Linked DNA regions of Homo sapiens: all the other regions are linked to region 4. Evidence: chromatin contacts called from ENCODE Hi-C or POLR2A ChIA-PET data. All regions are on one chromosome and are shown on one strand. Each heading gives the region's core, a stretch centred on a gene start or an enhancer-like site at or near the end of the contact. The rest is flanking DNA. Distances are from core to core; before and after follow the strand shown.

Region 1 (4,355 bases), core at 273-2,772, 2.2 Mb after region 4:
TTGAAAAATTAAATTTTCATCTCTTTGATCTTTAAAAAGGAGGGAAAAATAACTTGTGTACTGCTTTCAAAATATTACAAATGCAAAAGCTAGTTAAGACAAAAACAATGTCGAGAATGAGCCTTGCTGGTGGCATCCGCCTGTAGTTCCAGCTAGTAGGGAGGATGCCTTGAGGCCAGGAGTTCCAGATCAGCCCGGGAAACAAAGCAAGACTCCATCTCTTAAGAAAAAAAAAAACAAAACAGGAGGGGGGAAATCACTTCATCTACTAATAGAGATTTTTAAGCAACCGTTTATTTAAGAAAAAAGGGTGAAATTCAAGTTAATATTACTTGACAGTACGTTTCAGAAAAAAAAATACTCTGCAGAGCTGGGTGTGGTTGCCCAAGACTAGTCCCAGCTACTTGGGAAGCTGAGGCAAGAGGACAGTTTGAGCTCAGGAGTTGGAGTACAGCCTGGGCAATATAGCGAGACCCCATCTCTTTAAAATACAAACAAAAACTCGGCAATCGTTTGTTCTGAGTTGAAACCTTAAAAATCAAATATTTTGAACGCTTTCATTTAAAAGTGGAACACGACCCAATCCTAAAACATTACTTCATGACGACTTCCTTGACTCCAGTCATCCTTGTTTCCTCCTCCCGTTTTGAGCTTAATCCGATACCTCGCTGCTTCCCTCGCATCGCACACGCGGCGTGCAGACCAAGTTCTGTCATTGCTATAATTACCACACCCCCGATCAGCCGCTCCAGGCCCATGTTGTTATGACATCGGTAAACTGCAGCCGGCCGTCTCCACCCCCCGCTTCCCCCACCTCCCTCCGGGCCGCCGGCTCCGACCCGGTCTGTAACTTGTGAATTCCCAAGACGGTCCCTTTTTGCCAGGGTTAGAATTTTTACACGCCACCCCTGCTCCTTCCTGCCTCTGTCACAGCGCTCTGCGCGGCCCACCCCCGCCTCCCGCCCGCCGCCCGGCCGCGGCGCAGGCTCCGCGCTCGCCTCCTCTCCGCCCGCTGCCTCGGCGCCCCGCAGTCCCCGGCGCCGCTTACAGCCCCGCCGCCGCGCCACGCCGCCCCGCCCCGCCTAGCCTCGACCGGCGTTCCCGATGGCGATCACACCAGGGCTCCCCACCCCCACCCTCTCCTCCGCCGGCCTTGTGGCCGTTAGGACAGCCGGGCCCGTGACGCACGGACGCGGCGCGAGCGTCCGGCCCAGGAACCCCGGCTCTAGGCCCTGCCGGCACCCGCCCTCGCCCCAGGGCCTCTCCTGAGTCCCTCCGGGACTGCCCGGATCTGCCGGCGGGAGGGGGAGGGGCCGGGGCCGCAAGGCCCCAGCACTCACCAGGCTCAAGGCAACCGATCCCGGTGCCACCGCTGAAGTTAGCCCCTCGCTCGCCCGCCCGCCGTGCCACTCCCGCGCACAACCTCGAAGAGCTGGCCCGCGCCTCGGCGGTGCTCACCAGGCCTCGCTCTCCGCCGCCTCGCACCGAGCAGCGAGACTCAGCTCAGCCGGCGTTCGCAGTGCGCCTGCGTGCGGGGGCCGGCCCGAGCGCCTACGCGCGCCCCTCCGGCGCTTGTCGCAGAGGCTGCCGGGAGACGTAGTCTTGTAACGCTCTCTCGCCGGACATTCCTAATGGTTAGCGCCCAGCCTGTGAAGAGTCGGGGGTCGGGGAGGGGGTCTCGCTAAGAAGGAGGTTTGCAGACCATGGCAAAGGTTGGAGAAAGTTATATGTACAAACCTGTCTTTGCTAAGCTCTTCCAGGGCGGATCGATGCTCACCTCTGTATAGCTTCTAAGTACCTAATACGCGTTGATGGAATGAATGATGGAATGATTGAAGGCTGAGGGAGTATTACAAAATTAGTAGGTCAGCGCCTCGTGTCTAAAGGGCTCACATGCAGCATGAATGCAGGAAGCTTCTGGACATTCCTTTTTTAGTTATCTCCCATCCCCTTTGCTTGATAACGTATGCGTAGTATCAAAAATAATTAAGGGCCGGGCGCGGTGGCTCACACCTGTAATCCCAGCACCTTGGGAGGCCGAGGTGGGTGGATCACTTGAGGCTAGGAGTTTTGAGACTAGCCTGGGCAACATGGCGAAACCCCGTCTCTACTAAAAACACAAAAATTAGCAGGGGGTGGTGACGGGCGCCTGAAGTCCCAGCTACTCGGGAGGCTGAGGTGGGAGAATCACCTGAGCCCGGGGTTGACGGTGAGACTGCAGTGAGCCGAGATCGCGCCACTACACTCCAGCCTGGGCAACCGGAGTGAGACCCTGCCTCAAAAATAATAATAACAATAATAATAATAATAATAATGAAACTACATGAAACACATACTCGTTTTACTCTCAACTGCTCTCAAACGAAAACTTGGAGCAAATGATTGCTAATGTTAAATTTCATGGAATTCTTTGGGGGAGCAAATGGAGTAGTGGCTTCAAAAGAAGAAAAACTGAAGCCAGCCTAGCAGGGATCACGGAATAGTAGACAGATTTAAAACACATGCCAAGAAGCAAGGTGAAAGAGATGAGGTAGATTAATACATTTATAAATGTCCCAGGGAAGAGGAGAGGAGAGAGGACCACTCTACCTGAATCCTAGGTTATGCAATGTTCATTTGTCCTGGACTTCTCTCTGCTGCATCAGCATTCTCCCGCTGATGTTGTGTTTACTAAGATCAGAGTTGAGTTTGAGCAAGGGGGCTGGGGAAAGGGAAGGTGTGTTCAACAGGAGAGACTTAAGGGCAAGTTTGCCTGACCACAGCTAGACTGAAGACAGATCACCTTATTCCAATAAGGAACTAAGACTGATTATTCAGAGCCGGTCTTCAGTCTTTGGGAAAGCTAATTTATTTCCGGTTCACCCTTATTCCTAGCTAGTCCTTGATGGTCCCATCCAAAAGTCTGGGGTATTTACTAGGGCCTCTTCTCTTTGGTGGGCCTTCTAAGCCCCATGAGACAGCCATAAGCTCTTCTCCCTGTTTCAGCCACTGCTTTCAGAGTCAGCAATCACCTTAGCTTTGGAAAAATGATGGCAAATATCAGGCTAACCTCTGGTGGCTTCCTTTTTCTTCCAGACCTTGCACTCACAAATTCTCACTTCCTTGGTAGCTCTTCAGTACATTAACGTTTTTATATTTTGTTCAGTTGTTCTCTGTAGTGGAAAGGTTGATTGAAAACAACAGTAGGCCATTGCTGGAAGTTGAATTCCTATGTATGTTACTTTTACAAAAATGTTATCATACCATACATGGTGTTTTATAAGCTACTGTCTCTCTGACAATATCATTTTATAGTTTGAGAAATTTGAAAGTATAGAACAGTATTTTTTACTGTCACAAACAATGCTGCTGTGAACATTCTTGTACATCTCTACTGTGTATAGGGAAACTGCTAGATCCTAGGACATTGCATCTTTAACCTTACTATATGTATCAGGCAGAAATCTAAGATGGCCCCCATAATCTCTGGTCCCTGGTGTTGCCTATATAATCTCCACCCCTTGAGTGTAGGTGGGACCTTTGACTTACTTCTAGCCAACAGAATATGGCAAAGGTGATAGAATGTCACTCCCATGATTCCGTTTCATTATATAAGACTGTCTTTCCAGACTGGAGCTAGAGATTCGCTGGCCTTGAAGAAGCAAGCTGTCATGTTGCGAACTGCCTATGGAGAAAACTAAATGGCAGGGAACTGCAGACGGCTTCTAGAACTTGAGCGCAGCCTGCAGCTGACAACCAGTAAGAAGCCAGGGCCCTCAGTCACACAACCACAAGGAAATGAATTCTGCCAACAACCTGAGAGGTGGCCTCCAGATGAGAAGACAGCCTGACTTAAACCTTGATAGCAGTTTTGTGAGACCCTGAGCAAAGAAAACAGATAAACTGTGCGTAGACTCCTGGTCTACAGAAACTGTGAGATAATAAATGTGTCTTAAGATACTATGTTTATGGTAATTTATTATACAATAGAAAACTAATACACTAGACATTGCTGGATTATTTCATAAAGTGATTGTACCAATTTGTACTCTAGAAACGGTATATAAGATACTCTTCACTTGCTAACAGTTAGAAATGTCTGGCTTTTTAAATTTTTGCCAATCTAACATATAAATTACTTGAACATAAAAACATGAAAAATAGATATTTACTTAGAATTATGCATTCTGTTGTATTTCTTTTCTGTTGCATAAATGCAATTAAATAAAATAGCAGGCTGGGAACAGTGGCTCATGCCTGTAATCCCAGCACTTTGGGAGGCTGAGGCAGGAGGATCACTTGAACCCAGGAGTTCCAGACCAGCCTGGGCAACATAGCAAGACCCCCATCTCAACACACAAAAAAATTAGTCGGGC
Region 2 (4,976 bases), core at 2,236-4,735, 2.0 Mb after region 4:
CATATGAACCCAAAACTCAAAAGCATAGCTTAGATTATAAAATTCAGAATATAATAGCATATGCCACAGTATTATGGAGATTAGATTGAAGGGGGAATATAGTAGAGAAAAAAAGTGCCAGAAGATAGGAAGGCCTGTTGCAAAGCTAGTTTCAAAAATGATACGGGCCTAAACAAAGCCACTGGCAGTAGTGATGAATCTTCCTAAAGCACCTCTTCGATCATCTCACCCCTCTGCCCAAAAAGGACTCCCTAACTCACACGTGACACACAAGGCTTTCCACAAATCTGGTTGCAATCTTGTGTAATCCCAATGTGCCCCTGTATGAATAATGTGTTCTAGCAATACTGATTTTCTATTTCCTTTAAATACATAAAACTTTTTTGTCTATTATCCTATTGCCTCTGCCTAGAATACCCCTAGTCCCTGCCTGCCTAAGGCCCAACTCTCTAAATTCTTTCAGCATTTTATTCTTTTTTCTTCCCAATATTTTCTACATTTTATAGCCCTACTTAGATTACGTTCCTTGTTTTATACTCCATCCACTGGGTTTCGCAAGTGCCAGGAGACTAGTAGGTATCTGTTACGGGTTGAATTGTGTGTCCCCAAAATTCATGAATCCCTAATCCCCAACATGACTGTATCTGGAGATAGGGCCTTGAGGTATGTAATAAAGGTTAAACAGAGGTCATAAGGGTGGGCCCTAATCCGATAGAACTGATGTCCCTATAAGAAGAGGAAGAGATAGGCTGGGCGCCATGGCTCACGCCTGTAATCCCAGCATTTCGGAAGGCTGAAAGGGGTGCGGATCACCTGAGGTCTGGAGTTTGGAACCAGCCTGGTCAACATGGTGAAACCCCATCTCTACTAAAAATACAAAAATTAACCGGGCACGGTGGTAGGCGCCTATAATCCCAGCTACTCAGGAGGAGAATCGCTTGAACTCGGGAGGTGGAGGTTGGAGTGAGCCAAGATTGTGCCACTGCACTCCAGCCTGGGGGATAGAGCGAGACTCTGTCTCAAAAAAAAAATAAAAAAAAAAAAAAAAAGAAGAGGAGGAAGAGATAGCAGAGATCCTTCTCCTTCCAGGTGCAGGCACAGAGAAGAGATAGTGACATAGAGAAGACATGGTGAGAAAGCAGCCATTTACAAGCCAGGAAGAGAAGCCTTACTATAACTAATTCTGATGGCACTCTTTTTCCCCCCTTAAATCAAACTGTATAGCCTAGAAACTGATGGCAGCTTAATCTTGGACTTCTAGTCTCCAGAACTGTGAAAAAATAAATCTCTATTGTTTAAGCCACCTAGTCTGTGGTATTTTGTTATGGCAGCCCTAGCGGACTAATACAGTATCTAATAAATTCTTGAATGCATGCTAAAATGGGATTCTAGGCACTCGATTTTAAACACTCTTTTCTGGATTTTATTTCAATTTGGAAATAGGATATTTTACAGAAGTACTAAATCTAATTTTTATAATGAAAAAATAAGAGTTGCAAAAATTTTAAACACTTTAGGCCGGGCGTGGTGACTCACGCCTGTAATCCCAACACTTTGGGAGGACGAGGCAAGAGGATTATTTGGTGAGACACTCTCGCTACAAAATTTCTTTTAAAAAATTACCCGGGCGTGGTGACACGTGCCTGTAGTCCTAGCTACAGGGAGGCTGAGGCAGTATTCAAGAATACCACTACCTTCAAACCGTTCAAAGTACAAAGCTTACTACAGATAGGTCAATTTTTCAGTATCTTGGGTTAGTTAATAATGCAATACATATTTAAGATCATGATTTTGGAATTCAACTTTGTAACTAAACAGAAGCACATTTATGACTGAATTGGAACAGATAACTTTAATGGCAACTTGGTCAAAACCAGATCCCTATTCTTGCATTCAGGTGTTAATAATTAGCCCTAGGTCTCTGATATTTGAACATAAAAAGGCAAAACCTCTAAATATTACATCTTCTCTAATGGGCAATGACACTAGAGCAGGTACTATAATTAATCCTCCCTCCAAGCTTCCATACGTCCTGTCCCACAAAAATAGTAAATTGCACCAAGTATGTTTTATCAACTAAATAGCTCTTCTGCACCTTCTTCTCTCCCACAAAAACTCTACTTACAAAAGTAGGAGAGGAATGGCAGAAGCTGGAAACTGAGTTCAGGGAACTGCTACAAGATTGTTACAATCCTTATCCACGCATCCCGAGCTTTACCACAGCAGATTACCCAGAGCTTCCCAGACAAGGCCGGAGAGCCGCGGAGAGAACTATGACCCCCCTCCTCCCTCCTCCTACAGAGCAGCCTCGCTCCCTAAGGCCAAACCCGCGCCCCCCATGACCTCCAATGGCTCGAGAAAAGAGCTTTGAATTGCCCGCTTTTTCCAAAGCTGGTTCATACTCCCTCGCAAAGCAGGGAATAGGGTCTGGGGACAAAAGGAGGCACATGCCTGCCACATGAGGAAAACCCCATCACCTGGAACTCGGCGAACTCCTCACAGTTCACACCGCCACTGGGCGCCGCCATATTGGACAAACACGAGGACCCCGCTGCAGGCCAATCACCGCGGAGCAAAGGTGACCGCGGAGTCGCCTGACAAAAAATATAGTACGAGGGGAATCCTTAGGAAAGCTGAGTGCAAGGCTTGAGTTCAACGTGGTCCGCATCCACCTCGGAACCTGTCACCCTGCTGTCCCAACCCTTTTAACATGTCCTCCTGGAACTGGGCCAGATACATGGATCAAAGATTGTCAGACCTTGAAGGGACTGTTTACTCCAATCCCATCTTTTCACAAAAGGGAAACAATTTCCTTGTGGTTCCCCTACCAGGTCGTTGAAGGAAATCTAGGCAAGTGAGGCCTTTCTAATACCTCTCACTCCAGTGCCTAACCTCCTCCCCGGACCCTGGAGCAGGGGGGTCTTTGTTAAGAATTTGGGACCACTAAGAAACGTCAAGAAAAAACGGCATTTCTGGCAGTGTGGGTGGGTATGAGTAAAGTGTTTAGGATGGAGATGATCAAATGTTTTTAGAAAATAGGTAAATAGAAAACAAATTGAAAACATACATGTTAATTTCTCAGATTAGCCTGAGGGATGCTCCAACAAGAGATAGGGCCACTGAGCAGAGTCCAATTATGTGTTTTCTGATAAAAGCATATGTTCATTGAAAACACTGGAAGAGCGGCATACTGGAATACTGGTTTATCTGGTGTATTTCGGGAGTTTACAGATCACGAAAGTTGCACATTTCCTTTCTATTTCACACAGGTACTCCCATGGGTACATATCCGCTAGGGCAAGGGCCCACGGCGCCACACTCCACAGGACCATCTCCGAGGCTGGCTCAGGATGCGGCGCCAGGGGCACTAGGCTGGCGCCGCGGGTCTCCAGCGCGTGGCGCACGTCCTACACGCCCCGCACTGGCGCAGGCCTGTACACCGCGTCGCGCACGCCCCGCCCCCCGGCGCCGCCTGCGTCCTTCCCACTCCAACGCTGGGTGACATTGAGCTCACCAGCGCCACCGTCCCCGGCGAAGTTCTGCGCTGGTCGGCGGAGTAGCAAGTGGCCATGGGGAGCCTCAGCGGTCTGCGCCTGGCAGCAGGTGAGACGCCGGTCGGGATATGGGAGGTAGGGGAGCTGGCCCGGCCGCTGCGGGTGGGGGAATCCTGAAGCCTTCCTGGGCCCCGGAGTGGCTCCATTCCATGACGCACTTTCTCGGTTCCTCAGAATCCTACCTACTTAGTAGCCATGTGGGAGGGAACTAGGTGAGCAGCTGCTGATAGGCATTGGAGACTGCCCGTGAATTACCCTCATCTCCATCCACCCAGCTCCCACCAACTTAACTGCCCACGCGCCTACCCTTCTCCCCACCCCCGTCCTCAGCCTCCCCTGAGCTCAGTCTGTAAAGCACCTACTATCCCTAGACCTCCCCTTTACCCATGCATTCAGCTTTCCACCCTAACCTCCCCTATCTATTGCTCTCCTTGAGTCTTCCCTCTTCCCCCTGCTCCTTCCTCTCTGGAGTTTATCCCAGAAAACCTCCAGTCTGAAGTTTCCCCACTCATTAAATGTCTGATTAGGCCAAGGATTTAGGTCTTAGAGATTAATAATAATTGTTTTCTTAAAATGGAGGATACATTACTTTTAAACACTTATACAATTAATTGATTCGAATTTCTTGGAGGAAGTGTGTAATTGAAGGATCTGCAGTTTGTTTTGGTGGTAGACATTTGTGTGATGACTATTTTGGACTTAGGTAATGAAAGCTTAATTCTTTTTTTTTGGGAGAACCAGCAGAGCCTTGGCATAGTAGGGGTTGAGAAATCAGAGGGCTTGCATTTTGACTCTTTTCTGGGTACCAGAGATCTTTTGTTCAATGGCACACACTACATTATTAAAAAGTTGTTAATTAAATTTTTAAAGGAAAAATAGCCCCAAACTTGGCTATTCAAATAATATAAATATATATTGTAATGTAAATGAAGTAATGCAAAAAAAAAGAGTGAATGTTGCATAGTTTCACAAGTTTGATACATAACCTTCCCCACCTCAAGATTATCCTTTACACAGCTTATCTAGTGTTCCGGTAGAGAATGGACTGGAAAACATGTCTCAAACTAGAGAGTATTATTATATTTACTTCCTTTAAAAGCAAACACTTCTTCCACTAAAATCCTCAATACTATGATTTCATTGATTTTGTCAGTTTTGTTGAACTAATTCACCTAAAATATCTTCTGTACATCCTATTAACATTATGAAGCTTTTCAACAAGGCAAGTGAAAGGATCATTGCTCTGTAAAAAAGTTAAAATGGACTGCATGAAAAGAACTTTGACATCTTGGAACTACTTTGACATCTTTGAACTAATACTGAGTATATTGTAAGTAGTTCATCTTCTTGCTTTGAGAATATATTTATGCATCTTGCATAAATATATTTTTGCATCTCTGCAAACTTCTGATGTGTAAAAAC
Region 3 (4,387 bases), core at 1-2,500, 2.4 Mb after region 4:
CGCCGGCTCTCACGTGGAGGTCACGTGACGGATGCTGGGCGGGACCACGCAGCTTTGTTTTGATACCCCGGGTGTGGAAATACAAACACGTGGTCTGAGTTGTGGCGCTTTTTACCTAACCCGGACCTTAGCGTTCTTTATTGTAGTCTTAGCTTCGTTTCTGTTTCTCCTTTTCTAGTCAGATCCTTCCTTTCCACCTCGGCTTTTCTCCACCCTAAAGGATTGGAGTTTTAGGGGAAGGTTTGCCGCTTAGTGGGGCTCCGGCGGTGGGATGGGTCTCTGCCGTGAGCTTTCGCGAGCCGCTCTTGGCAGCCTGGAATGCGAGGCTAGCTCACGCTTCTCTTACACCTCTCTTGCCCTTCTGGTGGTAACCTGACTCCTTCTGATTTTAGTGGCTGCCGGGAAATACGAACCTCGGGCAAAGAATCCTGTGATTGCGTTCCCTGTGACTCATTTCCCGATCCAGACAAGCCAAATTGCTTGACTTTAGGTTTTCAAGGACACTAATCCACAGCTGTCAGGCTTCTGAATTTGTATACCAAAATAAACAAACAGCTGTGTGAAGAGATCAACAACCACCTTTCTTCTCGTTTACCCTGTGGTCAAATCATAATCACTGGAGATGGATCTTTGGGGCAAAAATCTTCCAACTTTACTGGACATACCTTTATTGCTCGCCTATTGGCAGGCGAAATGGGTAAAGTTTACATATATATGAATGAAATTGGCTAGTTTGGAATCTCCTCTTTGGATATGTAAGACAAAAAAGTAACAAAAATAGGTAGTACTTATTGCACGTAAGAAATGATTTTTATGAGATAATCCCCTGGGACCAACTACGCTTAAACTTTATCCTTCGCCTATAATTTCTGAAGTTACTAACTCAACAAAAATGAGAATAAGCCCAAAATAGAAGCAAGCATCAGGTTAACTGACGTCACTTAACAGGTCACTGAGTTGTTTATTAGGCACAAGATTTAACTTGGACACTTCCTCCAAACACCCCAGGGTTCCTTGCCCAACCTCCTCGAATACAGCCTCTCTGGGAGTTTCCCTCTCCCCGACTCAGCCGCGCTGGTCCCTGCCTTTTCAGCGCTACCTGCCCTCCGTCTGGGACCTGGCTCCTTTCCTCTCGCCGGTGTTTCCTCGCCACCCGCGGAGGGGAGGGCGGACCCCAGCCTCCTTGCCGCCTGCCCCGCCTCCCCGCCTCCCCGCCGGCCCGGCTCGGGCCGCGCAGGCGCACCAGGCGCGGTCCGGAGGCCGAGGGCGACCACAGCAGCCTCCGCCTCCTGCTGCTCAGGACTATTCTGCGCTGGGCTAGTCGGCGGTGACCCGGACTGCGCCCGGCAGTGGCTTCGCGGGCGACGCGTCGCCATGGGCTCTCGCTGGAGCAGCGAAGAGGAGAGGCAGCCGCTGCTGGGGCCCGGGCTCGGGCCTGGGCTGGGGGCCTCCTGGAGAAGCCGGGAGGCGGCGGCGGCGGCGCTGCCCGCGGCGGTCCCGGGTCCCGGGCGGGTATACGGGCGCCGCTGGCTGGTGCTGCTGCTCTTCTCGCTGCTGGCGTTCGTTCAGGGCCTGGTCTGGAACACCTGGGGTCCCATCCAGAACTCGGCGCGCCAGGCCTACGGCTTCTCCAGCTGGGACATCGCGCTGCTCGTGCTGTGGGGGCCCATCGGCTTCCTGCCCTGCTTCGCGTTCATGTGGCTCCTGGACAAGAGAGGTGAGGGGTCGCGGAGCGCCAGCCCGCGCTGTCTCTCCTCCGGGAGCAGGCGCCTGCCCGCGCTCCAGGCCTGCCAGCCGCCTCCCTTGGCCCCGGCATAGGGGTTGTGTGAGGTGATAGAGTGTTGCTAGCATTCCATTTCTGACTTAGGAACCCTCCGTCCCCAAAGCGACAAATATGGAAAGGCAACCTTGCAAATATTTATGTTTTTTATCAAGGCCCTTTATGCAACACCAGGGATTTAAGCGATCTCTAAACGTTCAAGTTTTTACACATTGTGAACATCAGAGCATCCCCGTGCACGTGCGGTGTATGTGTTTTACACCTGACAAAAATGACTGATGCTTTGACTTCAAAGGGATATGGGGATGTTGAGGATGAAAGGTCGGAAAATAGATTGACGGTGCCCATATGTAAGGAAATAATGAGTTCGTTTTGTGTAATAGATGACTCCAGCCCAGGAAGAGCTATTGGGAAACTCAGATCTGACACTTTGGTTTCTGGAAGGTGGTGCTCGGCAGCTTTAAAATGTGTGTATGTGACTAGATGGCTTTCTCAGTTGAGATTTGTGACTTTCAATTAAAGCTTGCAGATGAGTGAAGATGCTTGCTTAGAATGGTACCCTGGACATCTCACTTTACCACTTGCCAGTGTGATTCTCTGAGAAGAAAAAGCCATAGGGCTGAGAATCAAGGCATACTTACCACATAAGTATGGATAAATGATTAGTAGTGACAGTCTACCCTCAAGAGGCTGTTGTGCAAGATTTTATATTTATTAATTGAATAATGCCTGGGAGCTACTTTGTACAGTTTCTGTTCAACCTTTTATAAGTTTTGTTGCAATGAGTTCTTTAGTCAGATTTGGAAGGTTGTCTTAGTCCACTGGAGCTGCTATAACAAAATACCATAAACTGGGTAGTTCATAAACACAGAAATTTATTTCTCACAGTTCTGGAGGCTGGGAAGTCCAAGATGAAGGCTCAGGCAGAATCGGTGTCGGGTGAGGGCCTGCTTCCTACACAGTGGTCTCTTCACTATAACATAAGATGGAAGAAGGGGTTAGGGAATCCCTCTGAGGTCTGTTTTATACGGGCAGTAATCCTATTCACATGGGTTCCACCCTCATAACCTAATCACCTTCCAAAGGCTGCACCTTCTTATTCCATCATTTTGAGGGTTAAGATTTCAAAATGTGAATTTGAGGCCTGGCGCAGTGGCTCAAGTAATCCCAGCACGTTGGGAGGCTGGGGTGGGAGGATTGCTTGAGCTCAGGAGGTCGAAGCTGGAGTGAGCTGTGATGGCACCACTGCACTCTGCCCTGGTCAACAGGGCAAGACTCGTCTCAGAAAAATTAATACATAAACAAAATATGAATTTGAGGGGAACACATTCAGACCTCAGCAAAAGTCAAGTGTAGGTAGGTATAGAATTGCAATTGTCTGGCATGTAGTTAGCACTCAAAATTAGTTGGTTATTAAGAGAATAGAATAGCAGGGTGATGTTAGTAGTTATACTTCCTTCTCTCCTCCTTCACTGGAATTCCTTCATTGGAATCCATGTGAAAAAGACTAAGGAATAGTTGATTGTGAATTCCTTAATGATCAACAATATAATGTAGCTGCTAAAAAAGAAAGGACAGTTTAGGCATAGAAACATAGTGTCCAAAACAAGAAGCAAAATAGTTTGATAGGCTCTACATTAGTGTTTAGTTCTGAGCTTGATTCTGAGAAGGCCATTTGACAAACTGCAGAACTTTAAAGGTTCTGCGACAAGAATGATAAAGGGTATAAAAATCATGATGTGTAAAATGAAGGGAACTTGTGTGTATCACACTTCAAAAAGAAACTTGAGGCAAGATATAGACTATGTGAAGATCAAGTCAAAGAGGAATTCGACTTATGTGTTGTTCTAGGAGGAAGAACTAGACTGAGTCAAGTTACAAAGAAATGTAACTCAAAGCAATACAAGGAAGAACCTTCTAACAAAGATACCCAGCCCTGAATGGGTGTGTCTTGACTGCTGTAGAACTTCCAGCTAGAGCAAATACTTTTGCAGAGGATGTGTGCTAGATGCCGAAGAAGGGCTTCTCCTACCAAAGGGAGATTTTCTTTGGGTTATTGTTGTTTGCTTTTAAACTAAATATTGATTTTCTCTGGGTTTCTGCTGGGCTCAGTGGCTCATGTTTGTAATCTCAGCACTTTGGGAGGCTGAGGCGGGTGGGTCACTTGAGCCCAGGAGTTAGAGACCAGCCTGGGCAACATGGTGAAACTCCAAATCTACAAAAAATACAAAAATTAGCCAGACATGTTGGCATGCGCCTGTAGTCTTAGTTACTGGGGAGGCTGAGGCTGGAGGATCAGTTGAGCCCAGGAAGTAGAGGCTGCAGTGAGCTATGATTGCTCCACTGCACTCCAGCCTCAGTGACAGAATGAGACCCTGTCTCAAAACAAACAAACAAACAAACCCAAAGTAGTACTTTACCTATAATCAATGTTACAATAATATTTTTTTAAAAAGAAAAAAGATTGTATTTGTTTCCACTGATGTATTTTTCTTCTGTTCCAGGATTCGGTCTAGGGTCCTCTGTTACATTTAGTTGTAATTTCTCTTTAGTTTCCTCCAATCTGTGATAATTCCTTGGTCATTCCCTTAACAAGGTTGGCTAAAT
Region 4 (4,825 bases), core at 257-2,756:
TCCCCCACCGGGCACTTTTATTATCCTGTTTCTCTGCTTCCTCCTAAAGTTAAATTTAACATATTTACTGCATAATCTAGTAGGTGAAGCAGATAATTCCTGTAAACAAGGAATCATATCCAATAAGGTAAATGCAAAGGCAAGATGAATGAAGCACAGAGAAAGTACAGCATAGGCTGTACTTTTTTGTGCAGGGAGTAGTAACGAAAAAAATTGTTGTGCAGGGAGTAGTAAAAAAGGAATCACAGAGATGATTAACTTGAGATAGCTTTTGAAGGATGATAGGCGTTTGCCAGGTGAAGGAAACATTCCAAGCAAGGGAAACAGCACGTGTACAGAGGCACTGCATCCATTCAACACATACTGAGTGCCTACCAGCAACTCCAAGCTGCTTTCTCTACGTGGGAAAATGCATAGGTCACTGAACTCCACAAATGGTAGTTGGTACTGCCACAGAGAAGAGGAAGCTGCAAATGTAGTGGAAAGCAAGGGTTAGATCAGAGCACCTTGTACGCCACGCTCAAAGGCACGTACTTTGATCTATAGAGATGGAAATCCACGGAAGACTTTTGAGCAAAGAAGTGACAACCTCTGATTTACATCTGTTTTGAGTTTCCACTCAGTTTGGATCACGCCCCAGATTCAATAAGGAAGACAGAAAAAATGCCTCGAGAATCTGCATAGGCCAAACACAACACACCAAACAGTCACACATGCGAACATACTAGGTATTTACAACAACTTGCTGAGATGGTTGGGCAGAACTCACTACCGCACAGTTAAAGAGAAAGCTTGGAAATAGTTACGTGACAAACGTTGAGGTGCCCAGGCCCGGCGCCCCAGGGTTCCCGGACACCGCCCGAGGCCTCCCCACCCTCCGGCACACACCCGCTCACCTCTGCAAGTTCTCGATCTCAGCCGGGATGCTCTGCAGTTGGTTGCCGCCCAGGCTCAGGGTCTGCAGCGCGCGCAGCTCTAAGAGCGAGGCAGGCACCTCCTGGAAACAGTTGCCGCTGAGGTTGAGCACCTGGAGGCTGCGGCAGAGCGGCGACTGGGCCAGGCCCTTGGGCAGCGCACTGGGCCCGCCGAGCCGGTTGTTCTTGGCCAGCAGCGTGCGCAGGCCGCGCAGAGCGAGCAGCTCCGGCCCGAGCGCGGTCAACGCGTTGCCGCTCACGTCCAGCAGCTGGAGGTGCGGGAAGCCGCTGCCCAGCGCCCGTGGCAGCGACACCAGACGGTTGTGAGGCAGCAGCAGCCGCAGCAGCGCCTCCCGCGCCCCGCGCCGCTCCTCCCCCCGCGCCTCCAGCTCAGACTCCAGCGTCTCGGTGGACACGCTGAGGCGGGACCAGTTCAGTTCGGCCTCCCCGGCCGTGACCACCGCTGCTCCGGCCTCCTCCATCCTGGCCACCGCACGGCGCGTGGCGCCGGATTCCCCAGAGCGCCGCGCGCGGTCCAGAGGCCGGGAGCTCTGCGGCGCCCCGGAACCTGAACCGAGGGCTGAGTCGGAAGTGGCGCGGGCGGGCGCAAACCCTGCGCGCCTTGGCCGAGTCACGCGACGCGAGTCCTGGGGTGCGCGCGCCGCTCCGGGGCGGGCTCTGCCTCACGAGGCGCGGGGCGCGGAGTGGCAAGAGCGCAGCATGGGCTGCGCAGAACTGAGGCAGACACCCAGAGGCTGCCAAATTGTCATCTGAGCCGGACCGGGTTTCGGCGGCCGCGCTTTATAGTCGCTGGAGCCTGGTGACCTATTCCAGGGCTACAAGACTGCCTCGGCAAACAGCCCAAGGATGTTCGGTTATCTCGCCTTGAGGGTTCGCGCGTCACGTGCCCCCCCCGTCCCCCGCTTGTTTTTCAGTTTAAAAGTGGGGCCCGTGTCTGCAGGACTCTGTGAGCACACAGTAATTTAGTGGTGATTTAGCTCCATGACAGAAAACCGCAGGAATTTAAAGTCCGAGGATTAACAAAGCCGACCTCGAAATGTGAACGCAGCTGGACTAGACCTCAGAACCCCCGGACCCTTACTGGAGGTTCCGCTGTTAAATAGCCTAGGGCAGGGATTTGATTTCAGTTGCCCCATGCATAAAATATGGGTAACACCCGCACTACTTGCCCCACAGAATTATTTTTTTCTTTTTTAAGGCAGAAATGTGTATCAAGTAAGGACGTTTTGCCCGTTTTAATTGTAGAAGCACATACGTGGCTTTTGGTGTAAGTTGTGTCTAGGAGTGAATTTGGGAGATATGGAGGCGGTTGCATGATTTGAGATAGCTCAAATTAATGAGTTAGTTTAAAAACTCAAAGCATAGAGTTTGTACTGCAGGTCAAAACTACAGTTTGGGAAAATCCTGATCTGGTACTAATTTAGTAATTCTAATTAACGTATTTTTCATCCTTGTCCCAAACTCAATCTTTTCTGAAATTACATTTTATGATTTTGAAAAGTAATGAATAGAAATGAGAAAAAATGCTTAGCTTTTTTTTTTTTTAACAAAGCTTATACATAAGAAAGTTAAGTGGTCGTGTATAATCAACGACATTAAATTGCTTTCCTCCTTAAAAAAGGAAAGTCGTTTTTTTCTTGCCAGTCATTTATTTGTATGAGAAACTATGCCTTTACTCTGCAGTCAAACTTTAATTTCTGATTGAGTGGTAGTCCTAGAAGGACGTACTTTGTATGTTTAAGCTAATGGTGGAATGCTTTTTAAAACTGATGAGTCATCTGTTTTGAAAGAGTCCTTTTAAGAACAGACCTTATTTTGGGTCAAGCCAGCATTCTAACAGTAGTCCTAATATCTGAAAATAACAAATATTTAAAATAATAGTTGTTTTTGCTTTAAAATATTTATCTTGGATTTTAAAAAGTGATAGGAACGTAATGTAAAATGAGAAAAAGAAAGGATTCAAACATAATTCAGAAATAAGAGTTGGCCAGGTGCCATGGCTCATGCCTGTAATCCCAGTGCTTTGGCCCAGGCCAGCAGATCGCTGAGGTCAGGAGTTCCAGACCAGCCTGGCCAACATGGGGAAACCCCGTCTCTACAAAAAATACAAAAATTAGCCGGGCCTAGTGGCGCTCGCCTGTGGTGCCAACTACTACACAGGCTGCTGGGAGGATTGTTTCAGCCTAAGAGGTAGAGGTTGCAGAGAGCCATGATTGTGCCACTGCCCTGCACTTTTTTTTTTTTTTGTCTCAAGAAAAATAAAATAAGAGGTAAGATTACAAATCAGTGGAATTAAAGGGAAAAAGATAACCTCAATAATAGCAAATGAGGCTTCCTAGTAGAAAGTTTGGAAAAAAATACTTAGTATGGGAACTCCACATTATATAGAATAAAGGAAAGGAAGTAGAAAAAAAGTGGTGTAGGTAAAGAAATGAGTAACCTGACAAATTTTGAAAACCTACTGCTTGCAACGCTGTACTAGGAGCTTTTAATTTAATAAAGTCTCCAACTATTTGGTTGTTGAATTTAGGATAAATGTAACCAGACCATTGAGCAGCTAAGATAACTGAGAAACTGCTTTCTAAAAGTTGAAAACTGTGTTTCTGCCTCATTGAAGCTATTGGCAAGGAAACTGTAAATTTCAGTGTAAAATGCACATCTCATGTCCAATTAGAGTAGGTTCCTACTTACATAGAATGACTATCTTTATTCATTTTTGGATTCTCCCTCACACCACCACCATCCCCCATTGCCTAGTATGATTTCTTGCAAATAATTTGGATTGACTGAGTTGGATATATCTCTTAGTTAGTGGACTTATTTTTTGAATAATTAGAGTAAATTGTAAAGTCCTTGAAAAGAACTGTCTTATTATTATATACCCATCCCCTAACAGTGCCTGCTCCACAGTAGGTACAGGTACTCTATATCTTTTGAAACACTGAATATATTTGTAAATATTAAGTTTTAGTTGAAAAGGAATTTTTATTTATCAAACACCTTTTATCACAAACCTTAAAAAATGTAATTCTACTTATCGCCACATTTATAAATAAGAATGTTTATCCGCATTTTAGAAATGAGGGAACTCAAGCTCAAAAATGATGAGTAAAGTCTGCTATCACAGAGAGTGAAAGGCTAATTAGAAATTCAGCCTTAGGGCTGTGTGGCTCCAAAGTCTATGTTCTTTCCACTACACTACACTGCTCTCTTGAGCTTAGTTTTTTTTGTTTTTTGTTTTAAATGATTCAAAGCAATAAGATCTTCCAAATAGTGTCAGTATTACAAGTGGCATCTATCCATTGATGGTACTTTGAAATATTGTGATTGTTGGAATTATACGGCACTTGTCTTAAGGATTGGGGGTTTTGTGGGCTTCATACACAAAACTGGAGCAGAGGCACCTGAACCAAACATAATTTGGGGTGCTGTCCTTGTATCATATGACGTCACTTTAGAACCTATGTTGATCGGAGCCATAGTGGACATCTGACCAAGGTAAGCCCATCAACAGACTGCCTGGTGGCCTGTCACTTATAAGGCACTGCCCAAACAGAAGCAGAGATTATTTTTTTTTCTCACTCGCCCAGGAATTTAATCCAAAGAACCCAGAGGGAAATTCCAGTTGGTGGCAGATCAGAAAGAAATTACAGTTGAATCAGAAAGAAGCAGACATGGGGAATGTCGCTAATTTTTTGTCAATTGTGAAACATAAGTGTGAAGATTCATAAAATATTGCTGCTGAAATCTAGGACTGCCTCATATCCAGAGTAACGCACCAGGTGCAGCTTCACTGAGGCCAACTTGTTAACAGCTGGATTAAATGTGAGCATCTTCTTACTGCCCAGTATAATAACCCTTCTCTATCTTAGCTAACGTGGATGTATCTC

Evidence for each region. A loop is a pair of places that touch in the nucleus more often than their neighbours do. ChIA-PET counts read pairs that join two places held with the same protein, here RNA polymerase II (POLR2A). Pooled maps may share reads with other maps.
Region 1: a loop to region 4 is called in a map of CD8-positive, alpha-beta T cell, with 6 times the contacts of the local background. The contact joins the promoter of KPNA1 here to the promoter of LRRC58 in region 4. A Hi-C loop is called at or near these places in 2 of 168 maps with a recorded cell type or tissue (CD8-positive, alpha-beta T cell and naive thymus-derived CD4-positive, alpha-beta T cell) and 7 of 50 pooled maps. POLR2A ChIA-PET finds 5 or more read pairs at or near these places in 1 of 52 experiments (naive thymus-derived CD8-positive, alpha-beta T cell).
Region 2: a loop to region 4 is called in a map of CD8-positive, alpha-beta T cell, with 8 times the contacts of the local background. The contact joins the promoter of FAM162A here to the promoter of LRRC58 in region 4. A Hi-C loop is called at or near these places in 2 of 168 maps with a recorded cell type or tissue (CD8-positive, alpha-beta T cell and naive thymus-derived CD4-positive, alpha-beta T cell), 1 of 37 single-sample maps with no recorded cell type and 10 of 50 pooled maps. POLR2A ChIA-PET finds 5 or more read pairs at or near these places in 1 of 52 experiments (CD4-positive, alpha-beta T cell).
Region 3: a loop to region 4 is called in a map of naive thymus-derived CD4-positive, alpha-beta T cell, with 11 times the contacts of the local background. The contact joins the promoter of SLC49A4 here to the promoter of LRRC58 in region 4. A Hi-C loop is called at or near these places in 1 of 168 maps with a recorded cell type or tissue (naive thymus-derived CD4-positive, alpha-beta T cell) and 8 of 50 pooled maps. POLR2A ChIA-PET finds 5 or more read pairs at or near these places in 1 of 52 experiments (CD4-positive, alpha-beta T cell).

The regions. Positions count from the first base shown.
Region 1 is chr3:122,513,417-122,517,771 of GRCh38, forward strand. It overlaps KPNA1 (karyopherin subunit alpha 1), which reads right to left and starts at 1,523. Exons shown (of 14, transcript NM_002264.4): 1 at 1,341-1,523. LOC107984000 (a long non-coding RNA gene) reads left to right here and starts at 1,613. Exons shown (of 2, transcript XR_924403.3): 1 at 1,613-1,712; 2 at 3,609-3,942. RefSeq lists a silencer at 801-1,490.
Region 2 is chr3:122,380,697-122,385,672 of GRCh38, forward strand. FAM162A (family with sequence similarity 162 member A) reads left to right here and starts at 3,486. Exons shown (of 5, transcript NM_014367.4): 1 at 3,486-3,603. The coding sequence starts at 3,570. It overlaps MIX23 (mitochondrial matrix import factor 23), which reads right to left and starts at 2,535. Exons shown (of 5, transcript NM_001017928.4): 1 at 2,478-2,535. The coding sequence starts at 2,528. RefSeq lists enhancers at 3,297-3,797, 3,621-3,670 and a silencer at 3,381-3,530.
Region 3 is chr3:122,793,819-122,798,205 of GRCh38, forward strand. SLC49A4 (solute carrier family 49 member 4) reads left to right here and starts at 1,251. Exons shown (of 9, transcript NM_032839.3): 1 at 1,251-1,717. The coding sequence starts at 1,375. HSPBAP1 (HSPB1 associated protein 1) reads right to left here and starts at 13. Exons shown (of 8, transcript NM_024610.6): 1 at 1-13. RefSeq lists a silencer at 1,088-1,577.
Region 4 is chr3:120,347,848-120,352,672 of GRCh38, forward strand. It overlaps LRRC58 (leucine rich repeat containing 58), which reads right to left and starts at 1,507. Exons shown (of 4, transcript NM_001099678.2): 1 at 897-1,507. The coding sequence starts at 1,396. It also overlaps the pseudogene BTNL12P. RefSeq lists an enhancer at 773-822 and a silencer at 1,173-1,502.